Linked DNA regions of Mus musculus: regions 1, 2, 4, 5 and 6 are each linked to region 3. Evidence: chromatin loops called from intact Hi-C (ENCODE). Cell type or tissue: heart. All regions are shown on one strand.

Evidence for each region. Peaks named below come from ENCODE experiments on the same cell type or tissue, not always from the same donor. Only the 100,000 strongest peaks of a DNase experiment are listed, where the experiment ranks them.
Region 1: a loop joins it to region 3, with 2.1 times the contacts of the local background. A loop is called at or near these places in 7 of 42 quality-filtered maps.
Region 2: a loop joins it to region 3, with 10 times the contacts of the local background. A loop is called at or near these places in 34 of 42 quality-filtered maps.
Region 4: it touches region 3 in a loop (10-fold over the local background); 9 of 42 quality-filtered maps call a loop at or near these places.
Region 5: it touches region 3 in a loop (6-fold over the local background); 26 of 42 quality-filtered maps call a loop at or near these places.
Region 6: a loop joins it to region 3, with 4 times the contacts of the local background. A loop is called at or near these places in 4 of 42 quality-filtered maps.

Annotation. Positions count from the first base shown.
Region 1 is chr2:74,577,017-74,582,016 of GRCm38, forward strand. It overlaps Lnpk (lunapark, ER junction formation factor), which reads right to left and starts at 1,932. Exons shown (of 13, transcript NM_027133.3): 1 at 1,803-1,932. It overlaps 4930445N08Rik (RIKEN cDNA 4930445N08 gene), which reads left to right and starts at 2,028. Exons shown (of 2, transcript NR_166470.1): 1 at 2,028-2,108. In heart, a CTCF peak has its summit at 2,019; DNase peaks (open chromatin) are centred at 1,355 and 1,965; H3K4me3 peaks cover 2,185 bases; H3K27ac peaks cover 1,976 bases.
Region 2 is chr2:74,298,318-74,303,317 of GRCm38, forward strand. It overlaps 4930441J16Rik (RIKEN cDNA 4930441J16 gene), which reads right to left. Exons shown (of 5, transcript NR_040501.1): 4 at 2,090-2,202; 5 at 623-759. Among named protein-coding and RNA genes, the nearest start is that of 4930441J16Rik, 6.9 kb to the right of the region's middle. In heart, a CTCF peak has its summit at 2,133 (motif pointing right); no DNase peak of the experiment used is centred here; H3K4me3 peaks cover 646 bases.
Region 3 is chr2:74,660,655-74,665,654 of GRCm38, forward strand. It overlaps Gm31790 (a long non-coding RNA gene), which reads left to right and starts at 897. Exons shown (of 3, transcript XR_374674.2): 1 at 897-3,277; 2 at 4,171-4,372. It also overlaps a transcript of Evx2 not described here. In heart, CTCF peaks have their summits at 1,358 (motif pointing left) and 3,107; no DNase peak of the experiment used is centred here; H3K4me3 peaks cover 389 bases; H3K27me3 peaks cover 4,822 bases.
Region 4 is chr2:73,275,621-73,280,620 of GRCm38, forward strand. It overlaps Sp9 (trans-acting transcription factor 9), which reads left to right. Exons shown (of 2, transcript NM_001005343.2): 2 at 1-151. Among named protein-coding and RNA genes, the nearest start is that of Sp9, 6.2 kb to the left of the region's middle. In heart, no CTCF peak of the experiment used is centred here; a DNase peak (open chromatin) is centred at 3,051; H3K4me3 peaks cover 2,446 bases; H3K27ac peaks cover 282 bases; H3K27me3 peaks cover 2,833 bases.
Region 5 is chr2:73,963,223-73,968,222 of GRCm38, forward strand. Gm38603 (a long non-coding RNA gene) reads left to right here. Exons shown (of 3, transcript XR_866447.2): 2 at 24-198; 3 at 2,853-4,778. Among named protein-coding and RNA genes, the nearest start is that of Gm38603, 4.5 kb to the left of the region's middle. In heart, a CTCF peak has its summit at 2,571 (motif pointing right); no DNase peak of the experiment used is centred here; H3K27me3 peaks cover 1,074 bases.
Region 6 is chr2:73,776,300-73,781,299 of GRCm38, forward strand. No RefSeq gene overlaps it. Among named protein-coding and RNA genes, the nearest start is that of Chn1, 3.5 kb to the left of the region's middle. In heart, a CTCF peak has its summit at 2,888 (motif pointing right); no DNase peak of the experiment used is centred here; H3K4me3 peaks cover 107 bases.

The DNA of each region.
Region 1 (5,000 bases), 84 kb before region 3:
CTATATGATCTTAAACTTAGAGAGTTCTTAAACTCTGAGCTTTGGCTAATAAAGCAGTTAGAATATTTACATTCCTTGGAATTGTATAAATTTAGTGAACTTATTTATCACTTGGCACAGTATTTAGCACATAGTATTTAGGTAATTTTAGCCATTACTATTGCTGTTACCAAAACCACATGTAATATCTAAATGAAGCATGTGCCTAACATTCCATTAAATGAGTGCATATTTTAATTATTTCATAATTTAAAATCTGTAAGTATAAAATAAGTTTGTGTTTTTACTAAAAATATTTTTCTCATTTACCCTAGCATGGAAATAAATAAATGGAGTATTTTTCAAGCACTTCCCATTATAATAAACGTATAAGCCTTCATAGAAAACAACAAAAGAAATGGAGTTTTGTGGTTTTTAACCTTTGATTCCAAACTTAAATATAAACTAGTCACCTTTAACAGCATCTCCACATTATACTACACAATTTGGGTTTAAATGTGATTTGTTCGAAATCGCTTTCAAATGTCCAAATAGGCAACTCTGAAATATCTTACACCAGGTTTATTGCCCAAAAAAAAAAAAAAAAAAAATGGTAAGCACACTTCTAAAAGCACTTTTAATATGAGATGACCACCACAAAATAAATAAATATAAAAATTAAAAATAAAAAAGACTGACAGGGAGATTTCTATATGAACTCATACCTTTATTAGAGTCACCTATCCAAGCATTCTTCCAACATATAAACACCATAAACATTTATTAACATCATTACTATGGTGACCCCAATAGATGTCAAGGAACTTTTTAAAACTTCACTTTTAAATGAACCACTCTTGCTTAAGGTTCGTATTCGAAATCAACTTTGTTCTTCTAAGAAGGCACTATGGAGACCTTTGGGAACTAGGTATTAGCCCTGCCTGCCAGCTTGAACATATATATGCCTGTAACTAAATTTACTCACATCCATCACACCTCTAGACAATGTTGTCAACGCTAAGACTGAGGCCACAGAGACAGAAAACAATAGGCTCTAAGCACCACAAACCAGAAACCAAAAAGTAAGAACAGAACACTGAAAACTCAGTGAGTCGCAGGTGTTGCTTAAAACTGCACGCAGAAATAAATTCACCAATCCGAACTCTCCGTCCGCAAACACACCATCAAAGAATTAAACCTACTGATGCCCCTTGGAGTTGCTTTTCCCGGGTCGCTCCTGTCACCACGCACCTTCGTCCTACCCCACCCCTCAGACTGGTCGCTGTCCCTCCAATAAGTAAGGACAATGGTTGTGGAGCAGCTCCTCTAAGTCGCTCACAATCCACGCCCACACGCGGACGGAGCAGCATGACACTGACAGTTTTCAGACCTTCCCGTCGTGCCAGCTCAGGTGGACGCGGAGGTGATCGGGGCTCTCAGGGTGGATATTTCAGCTAGGGATGTGCTCTCTGGGACCTTCTGACACTTCTTAACACAGGGGGGGCCCAAGGGCTCGGGCTCTAAACAGCCACTGCGCGGAATCCCTGAGAACATACCCGGAAAGAACACCGGCCTCAGGGGAGGCAGAGCCGGGTCTCGTGCGCTCCGGAGCCGCTCGGGCCGCTGTTCAGGGCGATCCACGAGAGAAGGCGGCAACAGTGTACGGAGGGCAGCAGCCCCGCGGCGTGTTCCCCAGCCGCCACCAAGCTCTAGGCCACTTGGCAGGGGCGGAGGCACCCGGGCCGGCGCGCCGAGGAACCCGGAGACTGGTTCCCGCTGTCCGGAGCGCCTCCGTCTACGCGGCCCTCCCTTCACAGTCCTACCTGAGAAAAGCGGGCGCCGCTCGGCCTGGGCGTCCACTCGGGGAAGCCTGGGTCGCCACCGCGTAGAGCCTCTGGAGCAGGCAGCAGCACCTACAGATAGAGCGCTGGGCCCGGCCAATGCCTTCCCATCAAACCCCGCGCTCCTGCCGCCAGCCAATGGGCGCTGCAGCCGGCGCGCGCCGCTCCCCCATCACGTGATCCGGCCGGCCCAGCCGTTGGTGCCTCAGAGCGGCGGGTGTGGCAGGAGGATTTAGGCTGAGTATCCTCCGCGCTAGTGTAGGCTGTCGGTCCTCGGGGCACCACAGGGTAGGGCGGTTCCGACTGACTCTTACTAGTTCTGCCTCCTTTTCTCATGAACAACTCCCACGCCCCAGTCTCGCCAAGAAAAGAAACTGATCCTGATTGTCCCAGACCTTCTGAGCGAGAGAAGAGTGGGGAGGACAAAGGGGAGGGACGTTGAAGGTCGAGACCTGTGTGTCTGGAAAAGAGAGGGTACCTGAGATCCCAGATCAGCTGTCATCCAGAAGGCAGCAAAAAAGTTTACATTGCATAGCTCAGAAGCCATCCCAGCCAAGCAAGTGGAGAGAGACAGACAGACATCATACATAACACCTCCTGGCCATACCCCATGAGGGCTTTAGGCTTGTTTCTGTTGCTCTTGGACGTCAAAAAGGGTCCTTTCATGACTACGCGCTTATCTCACCAGCATGAGAAGAACTTGAAATGATAAGGATGGTCTTTTCAAGCTAAGGGGTAGCAACAAAGGCTGAGCTTTCCAAAATTACACTCTTAACAATCTCCAAAACCTCTGAATAACTGGGGCCCCTTAAACAGTAGTGCTGTATTTCCCTAAGAATTGAAAACGACCTAAAGAAGGCTGTATTCCAGTCAACTGCAAGTATCAATAACAAAACTTCAATGGGAGGGGTGGGGGCGCTCCATAGGCAAAATTAGGAGGGAAACTTCAACAAAAGCTTTTATGTTCTGTGTTCAATCACTTTTACGGGTTTTTCTTCTTTAGTTAAGGAAGAAAATGTTTCTGATTTTCAAAGTGCAATAGATATAATAATATGCTATGTTTACACTGACAACACCAGCAGAGAAGAAGGCATAGACATAGTATCTACTTTGTAAGATAATCCCCTAAATTCTAAGATCTTCAGTTACAGCTTTGTAAACTTAAAAGAATAGGAGAGAGCTAAACTTTAGTGTGCCATGTATCGCCTCACCAATGTGGAAGAAAGTAAACAGACATTTCACCAGTTTTTATTTGGAAAATTAGCCATTTTATTTCCCAGCCTTGGTAGTTTCTAAGAACATAAAACTCGTGCTGCCTCTTGTCTCAGATCTTTCCTAAAGGGAACAGGAAAGTTTTGTTTGTTTTTGTTGTTGTTGTTGTGTTTTGTTTTGTTTTTGACTCTTGCTAATACTTGTCCTAGGGTTTTTCATTGAGCTATCAGGGAGTTTAAAAATAAAACAGGACAGAGAGAAGAGAGCTAGCTAGAGGCAAAGATTCTAAAAGATCTAATCCTGAAAAAAAAGTTTCTAGGGAAATCACATGAGAAAAAATGTTAGCCTAGCCAGGTTTGAAAGGGAAACATAAAGTCTAAATCATCTCTCAAATCTTCCCAAGTATTTTTCAAGTGAGGAAACAAAGTAGAAAAATATGTATAGTGCTAAAGACAGCACTATATTTATATTTGTCTTATAAATGGAGAGGATATCCACCGAGGATATGGCTAGATGGTAGTAAGCTTATCTAGTGTATACAAGGCCCAGGATTTAGTCCGCAGTACCATGAAAGAAATGAAGAAAGTGAAAAGGAAGTGTGTCACAGGACAATGCAGGAAAGACAAACAGAACTAAACATGGGATATACTGCTAAACTGCAGACTCCAGGATGATTTTGAGTATTTATGGACTAGGCCCTTCGTTAAGTACTGAGGAAGCATACCATAGCTACAATAAAGCATCCAACAGGAGTGGGAAGAAAACTACAAGTTAAAAAGTGTTCTATGTTCACAGTGTTAGAAGGCATCACAGCAGCCAGGGATGATGGGAAAGCCAGTGGAGCGGCTGTTCTAACAAGTCCTCAAGAGTGGCTCCCTACTAAGCCTAAACCGTAACAGGACAGCATCTAAAGAAGTGAAATCCAGAGACTACTTTGAGAGAGGAAACAAACTGTTCAAGCTGATAGAATTTTAAGACTAATTTAGGAAGAGGGTATTCAATTTTCTTAGGTGTTATGAAAACTTACAGGTGGGGAATTTGTCAATCTAGCCAGAGGTGTTAGAGTAAGCTTTCTTAAGGAGGTCACACTCAAATTAGATCCAAAAGATAAGAAACACAATCGTGAAGAAACACAAGGAGTGTCCTATGTAAAGGCCTTTTGTTTGAAGCAAGCATTGCAAGCCTAAGAGACTAAAAGGAGGCCATTGTGACTGGACAAGGAGACAGCGATACAATGTGAAACTGGGCACCACACTAAAAGATCAGTTTGGCCTTGTTTTCTAAAAAACAAAACTTAATCCTTTTCTTGAGAAAACAGGAGTCTGATAAGATCAGAGCAAAATCATTCCAGCTACGGTGTGGGAGCACAAGTTTGGCCAACATTGGACCAATTAGGATGCACAAGTGATGGGTGAAGTTAGGCATAGTTTAATTGACAGAGGGAGGAAATAAAAATAAGAAGGGCAAATGGAACAAATTATAAAGTGAGAGACCTTGGTGACAGACTCATATCAAGGTTTCGGGTAAGAGAAAAATCACTGGAGAGTCCTGGTGGGCCCACTGCTAATGCCATCAGTGAGAGATAGGGAGCACTGGAAAAGAGCCAGACTTAGAGGGAAATGGTGATTTTAACTTGAAGAAAGAGTTTAGGATGATTTTATGACTTCAAAAGGAAGTGTAAACACTTGGATTTATGGGTCTGAAGCACCAAAAGGTCTAAGGTAGACAAAAACGTGTTACTTTATAATCGGCCCTTTTCTGCAGAGTGGGCCCTTTCTTTCAAATGAAGCCATCCTTATCTAAGTCAGATATTTTGTTCTGTTCTTTACATTTAGAACATAAAATTAAAAGTGGAAGTGTGGAGAGCCTTTGGGGGTGCCACTTGGCAGGAATCTGATATTAGCCATGACAAGTCAGTCCAGGCACGGAATCTGACTTTAGGGTATGACAAAGAAGTAAGTACAGGAA
Region 2 (5,000 bases), 360 kb before region 3:
AATGCCAAGTGAATAACTGCGATGAGCCATTTCCCCACCTGCAAGGATGATCTCTTCTTAAGGCTTGGAAATAGCAACAGGAAAAGGGGAGACTGTGGGGGCGGGGATTGATCTGTGGAGAACTGGAGTTTAGGGTGTTTGAGTCAACAATAGCTGTTCCTCTGAGTTCCCAAACTGAGTTAAATTGATGCCACTCTCCGGGACGGACGGTTGTTACACTAGGCAGGGTCATTAGGATTTGCTTTTTAAATGATCTCTCGGCCTGGAAGGCGGAGAGCTGCTAGCAAGGCAAGGTTAGAGAGAAAATGATAGCGGTATGTTGATGCTTCACAGACCTTATGATAGTTTCCGTCTGTCATTATTTACGTCTGGCTAGATGTGTCATGTCAGCTACCTAGAAGCACTTTAATATGAGGCTCTTGTTTGCCTCCGCTCTTGCGCAGCCAGACTGGGATACGATTATTTTTGCATCACTACACTTAGGTGAGGCTTGCTTCAATCTCTCAGTAATGACACACAAAAGAAATAAAAATGGTTGTGTCCAAGTTATTATATATGCTTGTATTCTAAGATGCGTCGTCAGCATGATTCAGAAAAGTAGGAAAAAAAACGCAGAATTTAAAACAATAAACAGACATTTATTAAGAGATCAGCTTAATTTTATTTGGTTCGGTTCTTCATCCGTATTTTTAGGTAAAGTTATTTTTCTTTGGCTTTGGTTTAATGTCATTATTGAATGGACTCACCTAAGGAAAAAAGCTGTAAATAGAAAGTGAATATTTGATCAACTTTACTCCTGTTGCTTAATATCATTTTATACTATCTCTATAAATCTTATCAGTGTAGCTGTAAATAAAGGCAAACACAGACCTCTAGTTTTATACCTGTGTGACTGATATCATAAAGAAAAACATTCTAAACAATATGTTTATCTCAAGACTGGGCATGGGTGGGTCTAATCATGGTGATTTTAAATCTGCTAAGGCTTTTTATGTACAGGGAAAAATGCTATTATCACAAAAAATAAAATGGAGTTTTAGTCTTCTTTTGTGAAGAGATTATCTTAACAAATGAAGGTGGTATTCTCTAAACCTACCTTGCCCTGGAAGGAAAAGAGACATGTTAGCTGAGAATGGCTGGGTTGTTAGAATTCACTGACATAGTTTAATACTGAAAGCTATAGCATAGCGTTAGTAGGAAGCATAGTTTAATAAAACCCAACTAGTCTAGGTTGATTTTCCCTTATGCCCTAAAAACATAATAAATAAAGTCACATGTTAGTATGAGTGAAAAAAATCTATAAACTCATGTGAAATTGCAAAAGCATATACATTTATGCATCCTACCAACAATGATAAACACTCTGCAATTTTTCCTTACATGTATAATTTAGCACAAAGACTTAAAGAAGTGCCATTTAGAAACGAAGGACTCCATAACATTTGTGAAGTTTCCACCAGGATTCTACATTTAAGCAGTAGGGAACATTGTCATTTGTAAGAATGCACTATCACTCGACAATGAGGAATTCAGTTATTTAGGAGAAACATGGAAAAAAATCACACGTCTTCCTGAACTGTGAGCATTTGACAGATGTTAAACTCGGTGTTAACTGAACAGGTTTCTGCCAGTTCAGGGTCCTTCAGAAATGACTGGGGATGTTCTTGACTTGATCTCCTTATTTGAATGTATATATTTGAATGTATATATTTTTAAAATCTGCAAAAGCTTCTTAAACAGAAAGGTGTGAGGACAAAGACCTTCTCTCTTTTCTGGACATTGGACACTGGAGTTGCAAGCTGACACCTTCAGGTTGGTGCGTTTGTGTTTGGGATACATTTTCATAAATTTCCGCGACGGTGCTCTGTTTGACCTGATTGAAACGGCCTGCATATATATACATTTTTGGAACACTGTGAAACTTGTATCTTAAGCAGTGTGACCTCCATAAACTACCAAAACATGTAGAGGAATTTGAAATGACACTAATCATATCCTCTTAATCCTTTAAAACATTCATTTCACCACAGTGTAAGCATTAAAATATTTTCTTTAGAAAGAGGGCTTGCCCGAGGCATTTTTTTCTTACCTTCTTTTCCTAAGCTACGGCTCAGTTGTGGCTAACAATGACCAGTAGGTGGCGGTCCAGCCACTGAACTGCTTGCTTCAAGACTTTTCTTAACCACTCTGCTGTCAGGAGTACTAGGAAATGGATGTATTTTTCCATTTTAAAGAATTCATTTTATAATTAATCTTGAAATACATTCCTAAGATCTAAAGACACCGAAACGCTGTGCTGACTACATCCTTAAGTGCACACCCCTAGAGAGGATCCATTTAATTCAAGAACTGTGTCTCCGTCTCTGCTTCCCCTCCCCCACCATCAGTTTTAATGCAAGTCCTTATGCAGCTTGGTAGTTGAGGACACGATGAGCACATTCAGGGCCGTGCGTTCCGTGCGTGGATGTCTTTGTATGGTTTTGAAATAACCTCAGGAACTTTCGTCTCCCTGCTCTTACAGGTAGACTGTGTGGAACACCTTTCACCTTTTTTCTTCTTTTCTTTTCTTTCTTTTTTTTTTTTTTTTTAACCCCAGAAGAGGGTGGGTGGGGAAGAGTTCCTAGAGAGGAAAGTATCTGAGACACCCAAGCGATGCAGGAAGGGCCTGGCTTGTTTACGGTGGAGAGAAGAGGATGCCAGGTGCACATGAGATACCTTCTGTGAGAATTTGGTAGATGAACAAATGAGCAGATAAAACACACATTCTATTCGTCTTTCACAAGTCTGCCCTGTGGGGTTTTTTTTTTTTTTTTTTTTTTTTTTTTTTTTTTTTTTTTTTTTTTGCTGTTGTCTCAGTTCTCCACAGACAATGAGAAAGCTACGGTCTTCACCACTGTCCTTCATGCAGACATGGCTGTTAATTACTGTCACCACCAGGGCGACACAGCAGGACATGACTCTAGTGGAGTCCGTCTGGGATGGAAATGACGTTCAGTTCCAGAGAATGACTGACCACACGTCTTTAAAAATCCAGACTCATGCTGCAGAAAGGGCAAACTGTTTCAGTCCCATTGACCTCAGAGCTGTGTCGACTACACCAGTTTGTAAACTTGCCCATGCCTTAGCTTCTCCACCTCAAATGTGAGGATAGCAAAAAATCCCTATTTTACGAGGTTGCTATGGGGACTAAATTAATTGGTACATGTAAGAAATTTAGATTCTTGCCATGTACATGTCGAACTCTTGCTGAAATATTTGTTAATACAAAAATATCACATTAAAATATTATTATTTACTAGTGGACTTGACCTAACATCATTTAAAAAAAATTTATTTCTTTCTACTCCTCCTGCTCCTCCCCCTGCTCCTCCTCCTCTCCCTCCTCTCCCTCCTCTTCCTCCTCTTCCTCCTCTTCCTCCTCTTCCTCCTCTTCCTCCTCTTCCTCCTCTTCCTCCTCTTCCTCCTCTTCCTCCTCCGCCTGCTGAGATGGGGCCTCACTGGACAACCTAGGGTGTCCTGGAGCTAATGATCTACCCAGCTCAGTTTCCTAAGCGGTAGAGTCACAGGCACGTACCCCAGTACATTTTTTTTTCACGATATTAATGCAGCTAGTGAGACTCACCATGACATGAGGTGGACTTGGTGGTGTAAGTAAAGGTTTGCATGATAAAATAACCAGTAGACCCTAAAACGTACAGAAGACTGTAAACTGAGAAATCCCGACTCCTCCTCTCTTCCCTGCTCCTTTCTCCTCCTTGGACCTCTCTCCCCTTCTCTCTTCCCTTATAATCTCTTTACCCAGTTTCAGAGATAACCAGGAAGTTAATAACTACCAGCAGTTTCTCTGCTTCCACCCCCATGCTTGCTCGAATCCCAGTCTGACTAAGCTCAGAGAGCCCTTTCTAAATGCCACAAGTTCATCACCATCCAATATCTCAGAAAGGGCCAGGTGACGTCATCTGTCTCTCCTCAGCTCTTTTACCACACGTCATTAAGATGACCAACTTCACAACAACTTGCCTAAAGAGGAGACATTGTTAGGTGATATCTTCTTCTTTTTTCTTTTCTTTTCTCTTTTTCATCTCTCAAAACTTAAAGCTGTAGTTTGCCAAAACTCAAGTCAGATCCCGAGGGGACTTAAGTTAGTTCAAACGTCAAGAAAGAAGCGACTCAAGCTGTGTTTACAATCTGGCAATTTACTCCCTTCATACACAGCTAGCTGTGCACCAGCCCTCAGACCCGATTTTCGGGTTGCTGTAATAAGTACTTTCTTACGTCCCTGAGAAATACGCAAGGGAAGAAAACCCTCCCGTGCCTACACATTCCTTTTCCTCCTTCTACGCAAACAGTGTGGCATTTTTAATAAAGATTGTGAACTAGTTAGTGTCTTTAAAAATGAATCATTTGCTAACTTCCTTAGATATAAACATTCTCCCCTCAGCCCCCAGAATTTTCTGTTCTCAGAACTGAACTCTTGAAGAAAGGAGGTCAAAATACTAAGTTTGAGCAATTTAAGAAAGAGACATTGAGTAATTTAAACAGGAGACATTCGCTACAAGACTCATTCGTTTAAATTACATGAAACCTGAGGTAGAGTGTTGCAATTAGGAGCCTGTAAGTCCTCGGGCAATTTTCAGCTAAGAGACCGCTTTAATAGAGTATGACAAGGTTCCTTTTGTTTTTCATAAAAAATTGTATTCCCTTTTGAAATGTAACAAACCCCTAATGAAATTACAGCCTGCTCATTGTTCGGGCCCTACTTTTCATGTTTTGAGAGGTCAACAATGTCAAAACAATTACTGCAAATTTATGATGGACAAACCTCCAAAGACTTGGAGGTTGGTTAGGTCAAACATCTGAGGCTCCTTGTGAAGCCAAGGGAAGGCTCAGTCAGGCCTCACCTGGAAGAGCAGGGCGTCCCTCAGAAAGAAAGAGAACGGAATACAATGCATCGAGAGGACACTGGGGCAGGGCAGAGCAAACCCGATTTTCATTGTCCA
Region 3 (5,000 bases):
ACCGTACCATAGCTCCCCATCACAGAACCCACTTTTTAAAATTGCCGGCTTTCTCCCACCCTTCTCAAATAGAGGAATTCGTGGTGAAGTAACTGGGTTTTGGGGGTCAAAGTGGAGGGAATGGAATCTCCTGCTGCCTCCCTTCCTTTCCCACTTTGTTCTTCTTCCACTTCTCCATCCTCCCCCTCCTCCACCCTAGGCCCTTACCTGTGGCCCCCGGTGTTCCTGGTGCTGACTGGGGGCACAGAGAGTCTCCAACCAGCCTTGCCTCTTCTCCTTCCCGCCTGAGGCTGGAGGCTGAGCCTCTTGGCGATAACTTTGATAGTCATAATGACGCCGGTGGCAACCATTTTAAGGAAGATCAATCTTCACTCAAATGCGCTCATCTCCTCCCGCGCTTGCGCCCCACCCTGCCCGACTCAGATGCGTCGTGCCAGTTTGCCCGCCTGCTGCCCCAGAAGCAGAGCTTTGTCCGCACTGGCGAGGTCCACGGAAGACAGGGACAGGACACAGTGGTCTAGCGCGTGAGCTTCCGAAGCAGCCTAGAGAGCCTGGCAGTCTTGATGCTGGTTTTGCATCCCGGTCACAGGACTAACTGAGACCCTAACCCGGGCCCCCCTCCTTCCCGCCTTGAGACACACCCAGCATATTGGGGTGTGTTAGGGGGTAAACCTCTGATCTAATTGCCCATCTGTCTGTTGGCGCTTTCTTTTTAACCTTGGACCCGTTGGGGGCGCGTCAAGAATGTAAGGGGAGGTGAGGTGTGAAATATATTTATATACATGTGTATACATATATAGTCAATGCCAAAAGTTTTTCACCTCTTCCCCTTAGCGCCAACTTATTTCTACAGGCAAGCTTGCTGGAAAAAAAAAAAAAAAAAAAAAAAAAAAACAATCCCACCTCTTTAAAGTTGTAAGTGGAAAATTGCATAGGCTCGCAGGCTTAGGAGAATTGTCTGGTGGGCGATGACCTCCATTTGAGAATTTGACCCAGCATCCACCTTTGCCCCTGTCCCAGTGGCTATTCTACCCTAGTGGTCATTCAGTTCCTGGCACTTGCATTGTCCTCAAGCAGGATTTTGGCTACCTCTCTTCGCTAATCACACGTCCAGCTCTGCGGGCGCCCCCAACTGCTTCTCAGCCAGGACGCCCAGCTCCACCGGTCCAGGCAGTCTGGGCCCCAGTGTCTCTGGGAGGATCCTGCTACCTAATCCTTCTCTACCCAAGGGACTAGAAGAGAATCTTTGGTCTAGGCTAGGCTCCATGGGGGGCCAAGACCCTGGCAGCAAGTGGTCGCTCAGCCTGGGCGGAAATCCGCCGATGCCTTTATTGCTGTCATTTGGCGCCCCCATCTGTTTTCCTCGCGGTTTCAGCAGCTGTGAGCTGCTTTTCTGTCGCAGAAACCTCAGTGGCCTAGGAAGATTTCTTACCTTCTTCTACGACCCACCGCCTCTGGTTCCAAAAGCTGGCCAAGTACGACTCCACTCTACTGAAAATGAAAAAAAAATCATTTCTCCGCGACACCTTCATTCATTAGTGGTTTTGAAACTACCTTGCACCTTTTAAGTAACACTGATACTGCATTTCCAGGATGTCTATTGCCCCACATATACTTGTGATCTTGTCAGGGAAACTACCTCAATGAAAAACATCCATAACTTTTCACTGCCCTTAGCAGAGGATAGCATTTCACAGTGACTATTCCATTTGAATAGTTAATGTTCCTTTAGAACATTACCTATTACTAGTAATAATATTGACTAATTTGTATAACTCATTTAGTATACAATTACAAGTGGCTTTTTACATAGATCTACCTTCTGAAGACCAGAGAACCCCTGGGGAATTGCCCCGCCCCTTTAAGGAAACCTCCTACACAGAGAGCTTTGGTAATTGTTCATGGTTTATACTTATCTCCAATAATGGATGTCATGGGGGGTTGAAAGTTTTGCATAACCGCTTTTTTTTTTCTTCATGTTACCTGTCTTATTTAAAGGCAGGCCTACCTCAAAAACATTACACCAGTGGAGGAGAGAGAGAGAGAGAGAGAGAGAGAGAGAGTTACATTTGTTGAAAAAATAGTCATTTCATATCCTTTCCAGAAAGGAGAGGATGAAATTAGAAATGGACCCAGTTTTCAGTTTCTGATATCTTCAAAGTACCATCACCAAGAACAAGAACACTCAGACAAAAATCTAACCCAAACCCCATGCCTTCAAAGGGCATCTTCCACCTATGCGAAGGGCATGCCAAATTTTTAAGATTGGGAGTGAGGTGACATACAGGAAAAAATTTCTCTGTATTACCCAAAAAGAACAGTTTTGCTGGCAAGAATGATGTAAACAAAGCAAGGGCATTTTCTTTTCCTCCTTTTCTTTTTCTCCTTCCTTCCTTTCTTCCTTCCTTCCTTCCTTCCTTCCTTCCTTTCTTTCTTTCTTTCTTTCTTTCTTTCTTTCTTTCTTTCTCCTGGGGTGGGGTTAGACTGCCAAACTAAGTATTTGTTTCTTGTAAACAGTGAACATTTGACCTGTGACTTCAGGTTAAAACTTGTTCTAGACTTGCAGAGGGATGGGTCAAGAGTAAAGCCCCGTCGAGCAGCAACAGGGCCACGGGATGCGGTGGTCTCACCCAGCTCTGGGCTTCCCGGTGGAAGATGCCAGCCACCCGTTCTCAACCCGAAGTAAGTCTCAAGCTCGCTGGAGAACTTATGGGAGTGCAGATGTTGTGAACGGGCAGTAAACACCTGCAGAGTCTGAGCTGCGGGCAGGGCATGTTTTCTTTAGGCTAAGTGTGGTCTTCAGGACCAGGTTTCGATTTATAAGAGAGGGTGAGGGTTGGACTAACCAAGCCAGTCTTCTAGGCTTCCTACTCTCATTTCTCCTCAGGCAAGCCTCTAGCTTTCTGCCTCGCCTGGGTCAGCTCATTTAATTTAGTTTTCCTTCTCCCCTCCACCTTCAACTCCAAGTTACCCTAGAATGGTTGTAAGTGAGGGAATTGGTGGCTACTTTCTTCCTGGACCCCGAGGCTAATCAGATTTGCCAACTGCCAGGAGTTTAATGTACCCTCAGATCAGACCCAAGAACTTGCAGGGACATCTAGCGCCAAGCGCGGGGAACTGCGGTCGCCTTTCAGGGATCCGGAGCATACCACTGGCATCCTTTGCCAGTCTCTCAACTCCTTCTACATTTTTAGGCATTTTCCTACCCTTCACCCGCTTTGCTTCGCTGCTATGCATAATGTGGCTTGCCCGTGGAGAATGTGAATTATTTGAAATGGTAATAAGCTTCTATTTGACTCATAGAATAAGCATTTAGCAAGTTAGAAAAGTTGTTTCAAAATGTCAGACAAAATAGCAAATTGCAATCTTTGCTTCTATTTAGGAAGAAAGAAAGAAGTTATTCGGTCCTTAAGCCCTGGCCCTACCTTCTAGAGCTCTCTAGAAAAGCTCAGCATTTCTCTGGAAGGGAAGACCCTGCCTGTTTCCTACAGTCCACAGTTGGAGGTGGTCTCTTCATCTCAAATAGGGCCCTGCTGCCCAGTGGGAGGCAAACTCAGGATTTTTTTTTTAAGTCACCTGGTATTTAGAGGGGCGGGGGGTGTTTGTTGTTGCCTGAGATTTTCATTAAATATAGGCTAATTTTGTTGCTAAACCCAAAAGGATTCCACCTTTTAGATTTAGAAAATGCCCCAAACACAGGACATCTGGCTGTTGCTAGAACCTGCCTTATACACAAAATGTTGTGATTCTCTTGGGGTTTGCTTCATATTTTGTTTGCTCTGTTTTTTTTTTTCTCAGCCTGAGTGAAGTTGATTATTAGCTGGAGAGGAAAAATTAGCTCCAGAGCTGGCAGACAGACATGGTCAGGAACAAAAACCAGCCAGTTCTTCTCAACTTAAGACCCTGCTTCTAAACTGAGACGTTTTCTACTGAATCATTGGTTTCTCAAAAGTTAATTAAAAGGGTGTTCTGTATTTCCTGGTTGTGGTCATCAAGGTAAATACTTTCAAAGGCATCTCCCACAACCCTTTTCTGGCAGGATCCTGCCATCCTGGTTGTAATCGTCATCAATTGTGTTGTTAATTGAGCTCATTGCTGTCTTGGTAAACAGGACACTTCAATAAGTCTAAGTCATAGCCTGTATCCATTCATTTTTCCATCCCCAAACAGATGTACAAATTGTGAGATCTACAAGAAAGAACAGAGGCTATGTCTGTCTCCAGCACAGATTCAATACTCAGTGGGGCGCTTGAGGAAGGAAAGAAGAAAGAGAAGCAAATGGAGAGACGTGGAAGGGGATTGGGGCAGCAAAGGACATCATGGCCTTTCACCCAAATCAGGAAATGTAGCTTTTTTTTTCACAGAACAATAGGTAAGTATTTGGAAATTATTTTCATTGCTAAACTCTTGCTTATCCTTTTGTTAAGATTTCATTGTGATGTGCTGCCACACAAATATAAGGCTCACCCTGTGCTCTTGGACATCTGAAAAAAAAATGGTTATAAGCCTGGCATAGAGGTTCATGCCTGTAATCCCACCCCTTTTGAAAATTTGAGGACAGCCTTGGCTAGAGAGTGGATCTATGTCTCAAAAAAAAAAATTGAAGGAAAAAAATAGATTACAATTAAATTTCAGCTTGAATACAGTTTGGACACAAGATATCCAAGCTAAACGAAAACATTTCTTCTTATTTAACTGCAGCATCCTCTCTATACCTGCCTACCCACCCCGTAAACTACCAACACCCTAATTTTACCTCATAATCAGCCTCAGCAGTCTGGCTCAACAGCAGTGACTTCCCTGGGATCCTGGGATTTGGAGTTCTACCTGTGGGCCCTTTCAGAGACCTTTTTCTAGTATAACCTACTTCTGCATATCTAAACTTAATTTTTGTTGAAGTCACAGACAAGCTGGTGATAGAAAATGATAAAATTCATTATTCAAAACTTTCTTTATTTCTGAATAACCTTTGAAATTGGCAGAGAAACCCTAAGTTCTAC
Region 4 (5,000 bases), 1.4 Mb before region 3:
TTTTTTTGTTGGGAAACAAATTCCCTTAATGTTAGTTGTAGGCAATGAAGTTTATGTGGGTTGCAAAAGCCATAGCACACATACATTTTTTTGAGAAGTCAAAATTATTTATTTGTATATCAACAGCAAAAATTAAATCGGGTTATAAGAATGTGTAGTTGTATTACTTAATGGGAGGGCTTGCAAAAGGTGACATTTTAAATCTTTGGATCGCCTTTTTAAAAAGCCAGGGCTTTTGACAGTTTTAACTGGGGAGATACCTACCCATCTCCCGGAGGGTTCAGAAAAAATTGGTGGGTTTGTTTTTTAAAACTGATTTTAAAACAATCTGTGGGGGAAAAAATCTTTCTAGGAAAAAAATATCTTTTAGTTTCCAAGGCTCTCTACGTTGGGAGGCATCTCTGGGGAATAAATCGCTAGAGTCAATACCCCGGAAAAGACATTTCATGCCTAAATGAAAATCTTGTTAAATGTTATTAATTTTGACTTAGAGCACACAGCAGCCCCCTGTGCCTTGTATTCCCTTATTAGGGATTCATGTCTTATCAAATATCTAATTAATCTCCTAGACATCATTTGTTCTGGCCAACTTTATCTCAGCTGGTCCACAGGGAAAACTCCAAATATTCTCTGTGACAAAGCTCCCTTGAAGATCTTTTTAATTGTCTAAATTAACTGCACCAAATTTGCATGTCAAACGGTAAAGGGCAACCTGAGATAAAATGTAAACGTTTTAAAAGCCCCAAACTAAGCACTTGATTTGATAACTAGGCTTTTTAATGTTATGGAAGACAACTGCTCCTTTCCTTTTCAAAGACGGCTGATCTATGCAAATAGTGAATTGGAAATGCCTAGGTCCCCTCGCCGTCAAATGGCCCTCGCAGGTTATTTGAATATCAGTGGCTGCTTCTGAAAAGGTTCAAGGATGCTCTCTGCCTTCTTTGTGATTACGCAGTGCGGCGTCTTATTCTGAAGAAAAAAAACTCAGGAATAATTAAAGGCTGGGATCAGGCCTGGGAACACATTTGGGACAGGAATCTCATTTAGACAGTCTCTTTCAAAATAAGGCACAGTTAAATTGACCAGAAGGCAATTATTGAAATGAAAATTATTTTCACTCTCTTTGTCTTCTGACCACCAACTTAACAGCCCCAGTTTAAAAGAGGGAGAAGGGAGAGAATGACGAAAGGAAAATTGGTAAATGAGACAATTTCTCAATTCGAAAAAAAATGTTAGTTTGGAAAAAGAAAGTACATATTTACAGAATAAAAATATTTCTAAAAGACTTCTCACACAATAGAAACTGCAAGGGGAGTCAGCAGCTATAAATTTCCCCCTCTTTTTTTGATTACTGGCCTTGGAAACTTGAGTGAAGATTTTGATTCTTTGGAAAGAATAAATTATTGGTATTAACAGTCAACAAAAACTGCTCTGAAGAGCCAAATAGCAAGGCAACGAGAAACAGCAGGAAGGTTCCCAGCGGGGAGTCTGCAGCGTGAGGTTCAGTGGCTTCTTCCTCTTTTCTCGGAGCTCTTCTTCCTCTAGTTTTCCTTCTCTTCGGTCATTTTCTCTCCCGGCTCATCCATTTCTGCCTGGGACGCCCCGCACCCCCAGCCCCAAAGCGTCTTCGAGTTTGGGTCTGGTCTTAAGGAGAAGCTGTGGCAGAGTACGCTCATCCTGGGGGTTTGAGGCAGAGGCTCTGAGGTCTATAGGGCGTCCCGTGCGTCTAGGGTCTGCAGGCTGGAGGTGCGGAGGTGAGTGCGAGCTGGGGGTTCCTGAGGAATGAGGGCGCCGGGACGTCGGTCCCAGGCAGCTTTGTTTCTTGTTGATAATAAAGGCAGATCAAAGGGCCTGGCTGTGCAGGTCTCGCTCCCGGAGGGGCTCCCTCCGCAGGCCAGTGATCAAGGCCTCTGCGCGCTGTCTCTGCCCCGCGGGTCAGCCAACGTCCATCACCGCGGCTCCGGTGAACCGCGGGCGGCAGCCCAGACCTCAGTGTCCAGTCAGACATCTTGGGCTCCAAGCTGAGCCAAGAGGGACCCGGTCCCGCGCTCTTGTCGGAAACCCACCAGGGGAAACATCCCTGCCCCACTTCCCACCAGCTCTAGGCATCCCGGGGAGACCTTGAGACTCAGTAGGTGGTGACCGACTGAAGACGAACAAATGGAAGAGAGCGTGCACGGGAGGCGAGGTCCATGAGCTAGGATACCAGCTGGGTCCCCAGGTGGGGTGCGGCTGCGCCTCCCCAGGGCCACCTCTGCATTCCCGCGGCTTGGGCCTAACTGGGTCCCGGGTAGAGTAGATGGGGAGGCCACGCTGCGAATGAAGACTGCCGCCTGGAAGTGGATTTTGTGAAGCCAGGGCTGAGACCAGGGTCCTGGAGTCCCGCCCCCGCCGGGGTGAGGGGAAATGCAATTTCGTTTCAGTGAGTTTCCAGGGATTTCTTGTTTCCAACTTCCACGCAGTAGATGAACCAAGACCAAGTTTGCTGGGCCTGCGCCTATCCCGGCTCAATTCACACCCTCCCCAGTATTTTTCTTTCTTGGCATAATTTACCCCCAGTCTTTGGAGGACCCACCGGGTCCTACCTGATGAAGAAAAAGGAGTAGATTTTTTTTTTTCCTTTCCTCAAGGACGTTTGAAAACATTTGGATGAGATTAGATTGTGCACCTGAACCGCGTGTCTGGACATTCCGTCAAATCGTCACCAGTCGTGTAAAATTGAATTTCTTTTTATTCACATGGAAACTTTATTTATTTTAACTCTAATCTTATTTGCATCTATTATCTGTATTCACCAAGGCTCTCTTCCACTACAAAAATGCAGATGAAGTAAATCTCACATAAATCCCGCCCATTTGTGTAATTGGTATACTAAGTGTTTATTTTAAGTGAGAATAATTTAGCTACAAATTTTCTTAAGGAATAACATTCTTAACACATTAAAAAAAACTGAAAACTCTGATTTGCTTTTATGTTTGACAGTAGCTCTTGATTCCCCCAAGAGGCGCACGGCGAGTGCGGCTCTCTGGCGCCATCTAGAGCTCCTGCATAGGAGTCCGCGCTGTCGGCCTGGTGCTTGGCTTTTAGCGCTTGGAGACCTGCTTCTGTCGAGAACTCTGGCAGCCAAGGAATCAGGCAAAGAAAAGCGAGGTTTAGTGTTTTAGCTGGGGACAAGCCCCGTTTTGAGGGGACATTGCCTAGCAATGGCTCCAAAGGAAGGGGATTATTTCTGAAACACACTTACTGAAAAATCCAAGCAAAACAGACTACCACCTCGCTTGGCCCTGGACCCAGCTTTCTTTCATTGTCTCATTTAGCATTCTTTCCTAGGCGATTTCAGGGTCTTCCAGCACTCCTAAATGAGAAAGCTGAGCGTTGTCGGTAGCGGCAGCGACGTGCACCCTGGGTAGAGATCCCGCGGTGGGCACAGCTTGCCTCGCACACTTCACCCAGCGTCCTAGGGTCCAGGGCTGCGGGACCATCGGGTCTGCCTGGACTACCCAGGACGGGCGTGAACGCAGTTTACCACCAGGTCACCAAGACCTCCTCAGCTTCCCAGAACCCCTAACACAGAAGAGAAAGCCAGAGTCTCACAGCTATGACCAGCCTGGACCCACCGAGCACCTCAACAGACCTCTGCAGGGTTTCCGTGCAATGGGAGGCGACCACTGCTCAAGTGGGGCGCAGCGGGCATGGGGCAGCTCGACGGGGCCCCAGAGGGCGACCAGGAGCCCCCAGAGCCCTCGCCCCAGGCCCTCCCGACGGGTGCGCACCCCCTCCCAGAACAGACCCACCCCTTTTGTCCTTGCCTTTTCGAAACCCAAATCTGAAATGAGATAACAGTTGGGGGCGTTGGCCAATTTTCTCTTCTCTGTGCATCGCCCTGCCTCCCGCCGCCCCCTTCCCTCCTCTTCCTAGTCCACTACCCCTCCCCCATCCACTAGCTTTAGAGGGCTTGTAGGGACTTTCTCCCCTCCCCCTTCAGCAGTTATTGTTTTTTAATTTAAAAAGCGACACCTTCCAACCCCGGCGCCCGCCCGAGGAGGAAAGAAACGCAGTCTCCCGAAGCTGTAAGAAAAGAGATGAGGCTCTGGGGTGCCCGGCTCCCCAAACTCAAGCCAGGGAAATGCAGCGCGCTTCTGGGAACTCAACAGCCACCTTTGTAGCGGGTACTCGGCTGGGTTTGTATTTGCTGTTTTAATACAAACCCCGCCGCACTGCCTATTTCAGAGATGTGCTAATTACTACTTGGATAGCAGGGCGCAAAGTCCTTGTCCATTTCCCAGTACAAAGTAGGTTGCTAGAAAATTTGAAATTGCCTTTCAGCCTAAAGCTGCCTTACCTGAATGTCATAATTACAGTAATTATGTACATCCAAATTACATGCTAATTAAATTAGAATCAAATCGTTCTAAATCGAAATCAAATGAGGTAGTGAAGAATTAATCAATGACAACATAAATAGAGCGCTTCCTTCAGAGATATTTATTGTAACGATCCAAGGAGGAATTTGATCTGAAAAAGTCACCTGTTTATTTACTTTCAAATTAGTAATCAGTTATTATCCCTTCTCCATAATTTTAACCGTTCAGTGCTATTTACCCCCCACCCTTTCCAGACGCTGGAGTTTATAGAAATATGTATGAGGTAAATACATACAGACTTGCCTCCCCATATATTATTGGTATAAATATGTACGGTGTTTGGAACTCTTAAGATTTCTAAATGTCCGTGGGGACACATTCCTCCAGAGTCAGTTAGTTGGCCAGGATCCGGGAAAGCTTAACGTTTGAGCTGTAGGTTTTCCCAGACGGTAGCCTTCTTTCTCTTTGGAAATTCACTGTGGATTTTGCATTGTTTCGCAGGCATCTTGCCACTTCAGGGGCGATTCATTGATGAAAGAAATGCAGGGATAGGGTGAGACTCCCTCAGTCCGCTTTCTTTTTGTCAATTGCTAAGAGAGTTGGCATTTTCTTCTTTTGCGTCAGGAGCTAGAGATT
Region 5 (5,000 bases), 700 kb before region 3:
TCTGACATCACTTTTCCTCTCAGGTAAACAAGTTGGTTGGCATATATGTGAAAACAAGAGCACATGGACTGTAAGTGAGAGGCCACGGCATGTCATTGTGAATGAAGAGGATGAAGTCTGCCCTGGGGTTTTGTAGATGCCTCTTCTGTCTTCATCTGATCCTTTGGTCATTTTCTGAAGAATGAATCAGTCAGACAGGTGAGATATAGATAAATTAAGTATGAGTATACTTTTGAACATATAGTTAAGCCTTTTTTGCTCAACTTTTGACAAAAATCAAGAAACCTGCATGTGGGTGAGTGTGAGCTGAAGTCTAAGGGTCAGAGGTCAGCAGATTCATTTTTCAAGAACAGTGGTTGGAGTAGAATTCGTGGAACACAACATGTCACTTTCACCGGTCTGCATCAGCTAACACTGAAATGCAGTTGAAATTGAGTTGATTTCTTGGAAAGCTATATAGAGGCAAATGCTGACACTTGACAGAACAAATGTATATTTAAGTATATATATATACACACACACACACACACACACACATATATATACACACTTACAACTGGGTGGATATTATGCTTACACAAATACAATAATTTTATATTTCTCATCTTTATTTCTTATTTTAGGATTATAAGTAGCATGTATTCTAGACAAACTTTTCATTGTGGAAATAATAATTTCACATCTATTTTGAGACATAAGCAGTATCTCTCTTAAAGTAAATTGATAGGCTTTTAGATTTTTACTGAGCCTACCAATCAGATATCAATCTTCAGGCATACCTTTTTCCACCCAAACATTTTTAACCAACTGTCTCAATTGTGCTAGGCACCAAGGGCAAACCTGCAGGTGTCTCTGTGTCCCAGCATACAACTCAGGTGGACTGTTCTTACGACTTGTCTCTGTCCTTCCCTGTAACTGTGATAGATCACATCTATAAGTATCTCTCGGGGTAAGGAGTGATTTAATCTGCGGATCTGTATATCAGTTCCTCACCAGCATCCTATCAGTTGTGCCCTCGTGCTCTCCTGATGTGCTTGGAACCATCAGACCTATTTCACGGTGGCTGCTAGTTACACCTGGCTCTTTGCTTTCAACTTTTGTCATTAATTTTGCTAAAAGGTTGTTCACGTATGCCTGGGGAGGAGAAAAAGCTAAGTTCGTGGTTTGGTTTCAAAAGACTGCCTGCTTACAGGCCTGGGGGATGCTGGGAACTGAAGTATCCAATTGTTCTTACCTCGAGGCTGACACAGTTAGAGCCCAGGTAATAGTTGTACACAATCCTAGATTTCTAACATGATCTTGGATCTCAGAATTTTGAGACATAGTCTAGCTTCTGAACACTGGCACAGTGGATGATGCTAGGATGATCTCTCTTGGATAAAAAAATGTCTCCTGACAACAATGTTTGCCCCCTTGCAGTTTTGCTGAGGACTAGCTGAAGTTTCAAGATCCTTCTAGAACCCCACCTGGTTGAGTCTCACGCACCTTATATTCTCTCTTCCCTTCTCACTACCAGGGTATTTAGCTGAAACTGGCTACAGCTTTCAAGATACCTGAGTTCATTAAGAAGTTAGTAGAGTGCTGTGAAATACAGATGTGCTATGAAGTACAGATGTGCTATGAAGTACAGATGTGGAGCCAAGCTAAGATGCTTTCTAAAACCTAGGTGGCTTTAAAAGTAATTTCAAGTTTTGCAGTATGTGGTGGTGGTGATCCAACACAGGGCTTCACGCATGCTAGGATAGAGCCCTACCACAGAGCCACGTCTCCGGCAATGCTTTCCTTGATGTCTTATTAGGTAGCTCTCAAAGGACGCAGTCTTTTTAAGTCCAAGGAGCTTTTCCACTAGGGAGTATGTAATTTGGGGCCAGTCCCTTAACTTTTCTGAGATCTGTCCCCGAGTTTGTGAAACAGGAATAATAGTGTCTGTTCCAGTTTAAGGACTGTTAGCATAATGTGATGCTAAATAGAAAAGGACTTTTTATTGAAAAAGTATATCTTACCATAGACGTCAGAAGATGCCTGTTGAAGCCATGTGACATGGGTACTCAGTCTCAGAGGGCTCCACTTGGAAAATAGTCCCAATTTTTAAAAAAATGTAATCTATATGCTATGTTAAGATGGGCTTATGTCTCAGAAAGTGATTTCTTTTTATCAGTAGTTCTGTGGGGTGTATTTATGTAGTATGGGAATTATATAGGCTGGGTGAAGTAGTTTGGGTAGCTAGTAAATCTTCGCTACATTTCTATTAACAGCTCAGTTTCTATTCTATAAGCTATTGGTAATAAGTTGTATAAATAATGTTAAAAATTGCTTGGTCTAACTCTGGCAAATATTTATTTTAAATACAAAATAGCTCAATTTTCTGTGATGAAAAGACTAATTAATTCAACCACAAGAATATCACTTAATCTTTAGGGGAAAAACTAGCTAGTTTATAAACCAAAATATTTGGTTTGATTGCTTGAGTGTCCAACGGTAAATTTAGCTCTAATATAAATGGCAAAATCATGGTAAGGACATTCCCCTCATCCTTCAGTTCTCTGGCAATTTGTCGCCCTCTACCACCAGCAGAGGGAGCCCTGAGAATTAAATCCTCTCAAAGCGGCCCTGCTAATTCTTTTGTGTTTACATATTTAGTTTATAATGGGAAATAAAAACCCATCACAGATTAATGGGAAGTCATCATGCTTGGATTAAGCTGTCTATTAGCAGTCGATTCCAGACTTCTGATTATAAGCAGCTTCAGTCCAGCAATATGCCTCCATGTACCCTATCAAAGCGTCATCCGCAAGCTTGCACCACCTAACAAAGTTCATTAATAATACAACAAGGCACAATTTACTCCACAGGACATCAGAGAGGAAACATTCCTGAGAGGCTGCTGTTTTTATCAAGTGTACCACACCAGTCTTCTGAACTGCTTCTGGTCGATGATATCAAATCCATAGAACTGGAAAAGAGACCCTGATTATAAAACCAATTAAACACAGCTATCCGAAGCTTACAAGTTGTTTTAATATAAGAATGTACTACAATAATCCAAGTACAAGATTACGAAGCTTCAACACGACTCGTGGAAAACTTTTATTTTGTTTTTATCTTGGCTGCCTTTCCTGTTTATATCTCACTGAAAGATAGAGGGAGTGTCATCAGTGAACCAAATCACTGGCTCACAGAGCACTTTCCATTGTCACGTTTCCCCCAGTGAGCTTCAACAATGCAAAGCAACGCTGATTTCTCACCTACTGTGACTAAAGAAGCCTATTTAAACTGAGAAAGTAGTAACTGTATCTTGGTATTACACAGCAACTCACACCTTAACAAAGATGTCGACAAAACCACTACCTATATAAACAGCACCCTTTGCATTCATTTGGCATTAAGAATTTAATTCACAAGCATGTGTCTGTCTACCTTCCAGGTTCATAGAGTGGCTGGAAGTCCAGCAACGGTGGATATTAAGGCATTCACTTCCACAAACATTTACTAAGTACCTCTTGTACAAATGTGTTTAGAATAGCGAACTTGCTCACCGCTGAGAGACAGGGGAGGGAGAGGAAGCCATGACTACAAAGCAGTGTGGTCCAGGCATAAATCAGGCGACACTCCAATGAGCATAAAGATTACCGAGGGCGGGTACCAAGCTAATCTTTGCAACTGTGGTCCTTGACATAGCGTTTTGAATACACTTAGTACTCAATTCATATGTATTGAATTAATTAATGAATGGGTAGGGTGTAGTAATTAATCATCCTCTTGGGACAATACCTTCCTGTGTCCTCCTAAGTATCCTTTGCCTGAGACTCGAGTCCTCTTTGCCCAGTGCAAACAGTTCCTGGTCTAGCTATGCCTGGCCACAGCATGGCTGCTAGCTCACATTATAACTGATATTTGGTGACTTGCTATTCCCTGGATTTCTTATTTGCTAGTCTCTGTGCTGCTAAAACTTGGGTCTCACAAGATGTGGTAATAAGAAGAAGCATGGTAAATGAAGACAGGCATTTGAGCCCCATAAATCTATTATCCCATTAACTCAACTCCCATTATTCCTATTACCAGGAAAGGGGTGTCTAATTCACAGAAAAACAACTTGTTTCAAGGCAGAAGTCATAAACGACACAACTTAAATTTGAATGTAGGACTCTGTAATACTAGATTCTTATCATGAATGCTTGTGCTCTGATGTCTATTTAGACTGTTAAGAGATGGTTTTAATCAGTAGTAAAAATCACCCCCCCCCCTTCTTTTGAAAAAGAGGACTGGTTTCCTCCAAAAACACTATAAATAAATTGTTTTAATTTATTTAAGCTTTTAAAGTTATTTTGTGAATACAGTAAAATATGTAGTTTACAGCAGAACAACTGAATCAACCATTGATAATGCTTTCTAAGCAACGCATTTCCTCTCAAACTAAGGAATTTGCTTGTTATTGTCAGAATACCTTAAAATGCATTTGCCTGTGCTCAGCAGCCCCCCCCGCCCAAGCCCTCCCCAGCCCTGGGCTGCTGTAGTCTGCTGTGGGGTGATTGGCGGCTTTGTTTCCCTGACTAGACTCATCAGCAGCACCAGGTGGTAATAACTATCCAGCTGATTTGCACGTGTAAAAAAAAAGAGAGAGAGATCTGCCTGAGGTCACCACGGAGATTCATTTCCCCATTCTCGACTTCATATCTGACCCGATATGCTTCTGGAAAATAATTATTCATGGCAGAAAGTTGCCATACACCAATCATGGTGTCCTGGGAGTCTGTAGAATCTCTGATCAAATATGCTTTGTTGTGAAGAATAAATTGGAAAACATGATTTTCACCAATGTGTAGCACAGTGCAATTTATTTATTGCCTTCTCTACTTCTCTGTTCGCTTCATCATTAGAGACCCAATAAAGAAAATGATTTGCCAGTGTGGGGAACGTTAGCCTTGGTGTTCAGCGTTCAGCAGGATCCCATGGATCTAAGGAGGAAGAAGACCCAGAGTCTGTCCAAGTCAACTAGAGTA
Region 6 (5,000 bases), 880 kb before region 3:
TCTAAATTTCAACTAGTTATTGTGTTATTTAATATATCTCAGGAATCAAATCTTTATAAAACGCTAATTACTACCTCAAACAGAGTGCAGCTAATCAATCATCATTTCACAGCACACTCAAGCATCAGAAAAGAAGAAAAGCCGGTAGAAAGGAGGAGCCAAGCCTTTTGTTTCAAGCCAGTTAACTCAAAAAAGAAAGAAATATTAAAATAATCAGCCTGAGTGAACAAACGTCTAGGCACCTGATCTTACATTAAATAGATTTTCATTAGCTACTGGTATAAAAATATTTCTTGGAATCACCAACATTTTACAACATTATTTTCAATAATCTCCTTTTGATTTTATGCACTCCTCCCTTTTTTTCTTGAGAAAAAAAAATTACAGTTCATCAAGATAAATGAAAATTCAAGAAGGCTTTGTTGGACAGATTTTACAGCCATGATAGTATCTCTGCTGATCCAATCTGCAACCAGATAAATCAGTATCTAGAGAGCCCATTGTCTCAACCAGGAGTATCTAGAAGAAATACTTCCCTTCTTCCTAGAAAAGTACACATAAGCACACCAAAAAAATTTTTTTCACATCTAAAAACAAAAACTTTTTTAAAATCTTTCATTGAAATTTGAACAGATTTAAAGAAAAAAAAGAACAATTTAAGGATCCCCACCACCACCACCACCACCACCACCACCACCACCAATGTGTGCTTATTTAGTGGCAACCAAGAGGAAAAGCTGAGTCTTCTGCAGTTCTCCCAGACAACCTCCTTCACCACCCATCCCCCAAGCCTTTAGAGCATGTTTGGTTTGAATTTAAAAAGGAAAATCTGTTTACCATTAGAAGCAAAGAAGCAAGGTGGATTCTTTGTCCTCAGCGGTTTTACATTTGTGGGTCGACTTCAAGTTCAGGAGATTACAACTTGCCCTGAGTCTTTATTCACAAGCAGCTCTCTTCGGGACTGTATGTCCATGGAGGTTAAGAACCGAAAAGTGTTTATTTTCTTAGTTCAATTTAATGAGAGTTACCAGAGCACCAAGCCTTTGGATGTGAGAGTTCAGTTTGCTGGAGTTTTCTCTGCCTGTTGAGGAGTTACTCTGAGGATCAGTAAGAGGGCACTTAGTACCCCTCTGCTGTGATTCACCCACTGTGCAGCCAAGCTCTAGTTACCAGACCAACATTTCACTTTTTACTAACAGCAACCAAACAGAGCTAAGTCCAGTAATGGACCCAGCTTAGACTTTAGAGGAGACCTTCCCATTGCCTTCCTCTTGTCTATACAATACCTTGATAAAGCCACACTCAATAGAGACAGCTGTTTTTAAGAAACTATTGGAAATAATGATTAAAGTGAGTGTTGGCATCTTCTCAGAGCATCTAGCTCTTGCAAGGGACGTTTTCCCACTGACTTCTCTAGCAAACAAAATGCTTTCCACACTCAAAGTGTTCCCTCTTATAAGTAGTATTGGTGCTTATAATGTCACCCTAGCCATTAAGAAATAGTGTGCCTCTTTGCTTGCTTAGTTGGAAATAAAGCAGTAGCCTCCTACTTCACATTCAATGTGAGGAGAGTGTTAACTACCCAGAAGTGATTATTATGGGTGGTGACTTTGGTCATTTATAAACAAGGCAAAAAACGAATTTACTTTTCAAAACACACACGCTTCGTTCAAAAATTTAATTGTGACTTAGCAGGAAAGTAGAAGAGCCAGTCTGTTTGTAGTGCGGCTACTAAATGGCTGTTCAGTTTTAAACAAGGCTTTGGCTCTCTCTGTCCTTACCTCCCTCATTCATAAAATGAGAGGATGAAACCATGGGAGTTGATCAAGTCTGACATCCTTCTTGGTTGTGTCTGCCACAGGGATCTTTAACAGTCTTTAAGTGGATTGTGGATAAACTGGAAGATGATTGAATCTTTAACATATTTAAAGCAGTGTTCATGTAAAGTTCCTAAATGCTCAATGTAACCAAGAAGTCACACTTCTTAGAGCACCAACTCTCTTCTCTCACTAGTAATGGATTACACAACAGTGCTACATTTACAACATAAAGGAATCTTTTCCAGTCTCAGCAGTATTAAAATTGAATGTATGCTGAGAAATCTATTTTAAATTTACTAAAATAGTTTCTCACTTCTATCCAAATTCTGTTGAGTAAACAGAACTTAGACAATCCTTTAAAAGCGTTTTTGCATCGTGAACTAATGGCTTACTGGAGGGTTTTAGGTTTTCTTTCTTTCTTTTTTTTTTTTTTTTTTTTTTTACTCATTTAGCTTCATTCCCGTTGGTAAACATTGATTTGTTCTTCAGTTTTGAATGAAGCAGAAATTAATGAGGCAGCGTCTGTCTCACAATAACAAGTTAAAATTATAGTGCTTTATCTTGTCAACACAGCTTTAAACACTGGAATACCAGCCATATTAGCACAGTTCCCAAAATAGTGCAGAAGCTTGTTGTTAAAGGGAAAAGGTTGCGCAGTTTGTTTCTGCTAATTTGATAGAAGCATTTTCTATACCTCAGCATAGCAATTACAAAGGTTGGAATTATTTCTTAAATGTTAACACAGCCTGACCATATGTAGCAGCTCCGTCCTGTGTTCATGTTAGCAACTGGCAGCTTTGTTTCCACTGTGTGAATTAGTTTGAGGTGAGTTTCGTTTGCTATTGGTTCCTTCTCAGGTTTTCTGAATAAACACTACATGATATTCGTGGCATTTGGTGACTTTGAAGTATCATTTTAAAAGGACAAAGCTTTATGCATGCAAAAGTAACTTAGACACACGTGCCTTGAACATAGGAATTCAGATGGAAATCTAGAACTAGAGAGAGAGTGTGCATCACAAACTATAAAATTGGCCATTACACTTAAATAATTTAAATTAGTGTTCAGAAGAATTGATTGTGTTCTATTGACCACCAGAGGGTGCCTATATTATATCCACTGGAGTAATATTGTGCCTTAGAAATGGTCTGAAATTCCATCCAAGAAAAGTATATAAGAAACCATAAGAATTGAAGCCAAGATTTTGCTACACAATGCTTACTCTCATCAAAATTATGCTAAAAGGCCATCTGGCTTCTTGTGGCGTGCCACTGAGGAGAGACTAAGGCCTTCCAAGTTAGGCAAACCAACCAGCACTTGGGCAGCTCTGTGATTGGGAAGGAGGGGAAGCAACAAGAAGGGGCATTAAATTCGAAATGAGAATAACCCGGGATAATGAGTTTCTTCTTACTCAGCAAGAAGAGGGGATCTCAGGTCCCTGGGTGATAGAACCTGGGGATTACTAAACCACCAAGGTTAGAATGGTCTAAGAGGCACAGGTGCTTCTAAAAAGTGTGATAGTTTGTATCAAAATCACCAGTGGACAGAGGATTGGGAGAAGGAACAAGAAGGGGGAGGGGAAGGTCTACTTTTAATTTTGCTTTGAATAAATGTTTTTAAAATAATGCTTATTTTCTGGTAAATAGTATAACAGATCTCCTGGGATTTTTTTTTATAGACTCAGCATCAAGTATATTTTCAAATACATGTTAGATAAAAGCGCAATGATTTGGCTGCCAGTAGGTTTTTGTTCTATCCTACAATCATATTATAGTATGTTAAGCCAGCATTGCTATTCAACTGTATTTTTCTGAGGTTACCAGGCATATCTAATGCACAGTGTGGCTAAATGTCTATTTAACTGGGGCAGTTGGATTTCTGCCAGGTTTGCTCGAGAGTATATAATCGGATTTGGCTACAAATCAAATCTCCCTAACATGGCCGTGGTTTTTCTGACGAATGTGGGTGTCCACAGTGAGGGTGACTTATTCAGGGTGATTACATTGGGAATTTAATCAGCACGATGCCTATGGTCCCTGGGTAAAAATTAAATTTCTCGTTAGTAGAAAGCTGAAAGGGATATAGTGAGTTTCCATGATTAAAATCAGAGTCTGTTCCTATGATAGAGTTTTCACAACGCTCTTTTGTATCCAGTCGTCTAGGACTTTCCCAGACATTTGTGACAATGAGCAGATTTAAATTCACGCATCCGTCTCTCATCCGTTCAGCAAACGTACCGTTGATATACAAGACCTCATGCAAAATTCTGGCCTAAGAACCCAAGATTATCTCTTCAGATCTGCTAAGGTGTCTTGAGGACTCAAGCTTGCCTTGAGAGATGATGAATTACGCAAACAGTCAGCACTGGATACACAGAGATTAGGTTGAGGAATATGAGGAAATCCTGAGCAAAGCAGGCAGGACCCGGCTGTGCCCAGGAACTCTTTGAGGAATGGGGACATAGGGAAGGTGCGGGATGCAGGCGGGGCTGCCGAGCTGATGGATCTTAACATTGCTTTATGAACTCTGCCTACTTTCTACAAACATTTAAGACAACTTGGAATTTGAATCTATTATATACAATTCTGCCTTGAAACTGTTCTCACTGCCCCATTTGTGTTTGTATGTCGCTGAATCTCCCTGCTGATGAGCCAAGTTGGGTGATGCGCCAATGCATGAATCCCCACAGAGGCAGAAAGTGAACCAGTGCCAGCCACTGGTTGTGCTAAGGCAGCATGGTTGAGATGAGCCAGGACACAGTCGAGAAGAGAGCAGGGGGTGGGCAGACCATGTTCACACCTTCTAGGTTATTCTTAGGATTAAACAAAGCCAGAATGGACATTAAACAAATGATTTCATCTTCTCTCAGTGTGGAGTATCTTCCTCGGTATTCAATAAAAGCCAGTTTTCCCCTGAAGTAAAGGACCTGAATCTTATGCCAGGTCCCTTCTTCTCAAAGCATTGTCATCTCAGTGAATGAGGCCTTTTCTATCTCACAGTATTTGCTTCCCATCTAAACACATAAAGATGGTGCCACAAATAACAAGCTTACTAGAAATCACAGTTGAGCTTAGTTATTTGACAAGTGTGTTTGTCTACTACACAGTGCCAATCAGACTGTCAGATCCTTTTCATTAGATGGGCAAGTGTACATTATGCCAATCATTGGCTTGTAACTAC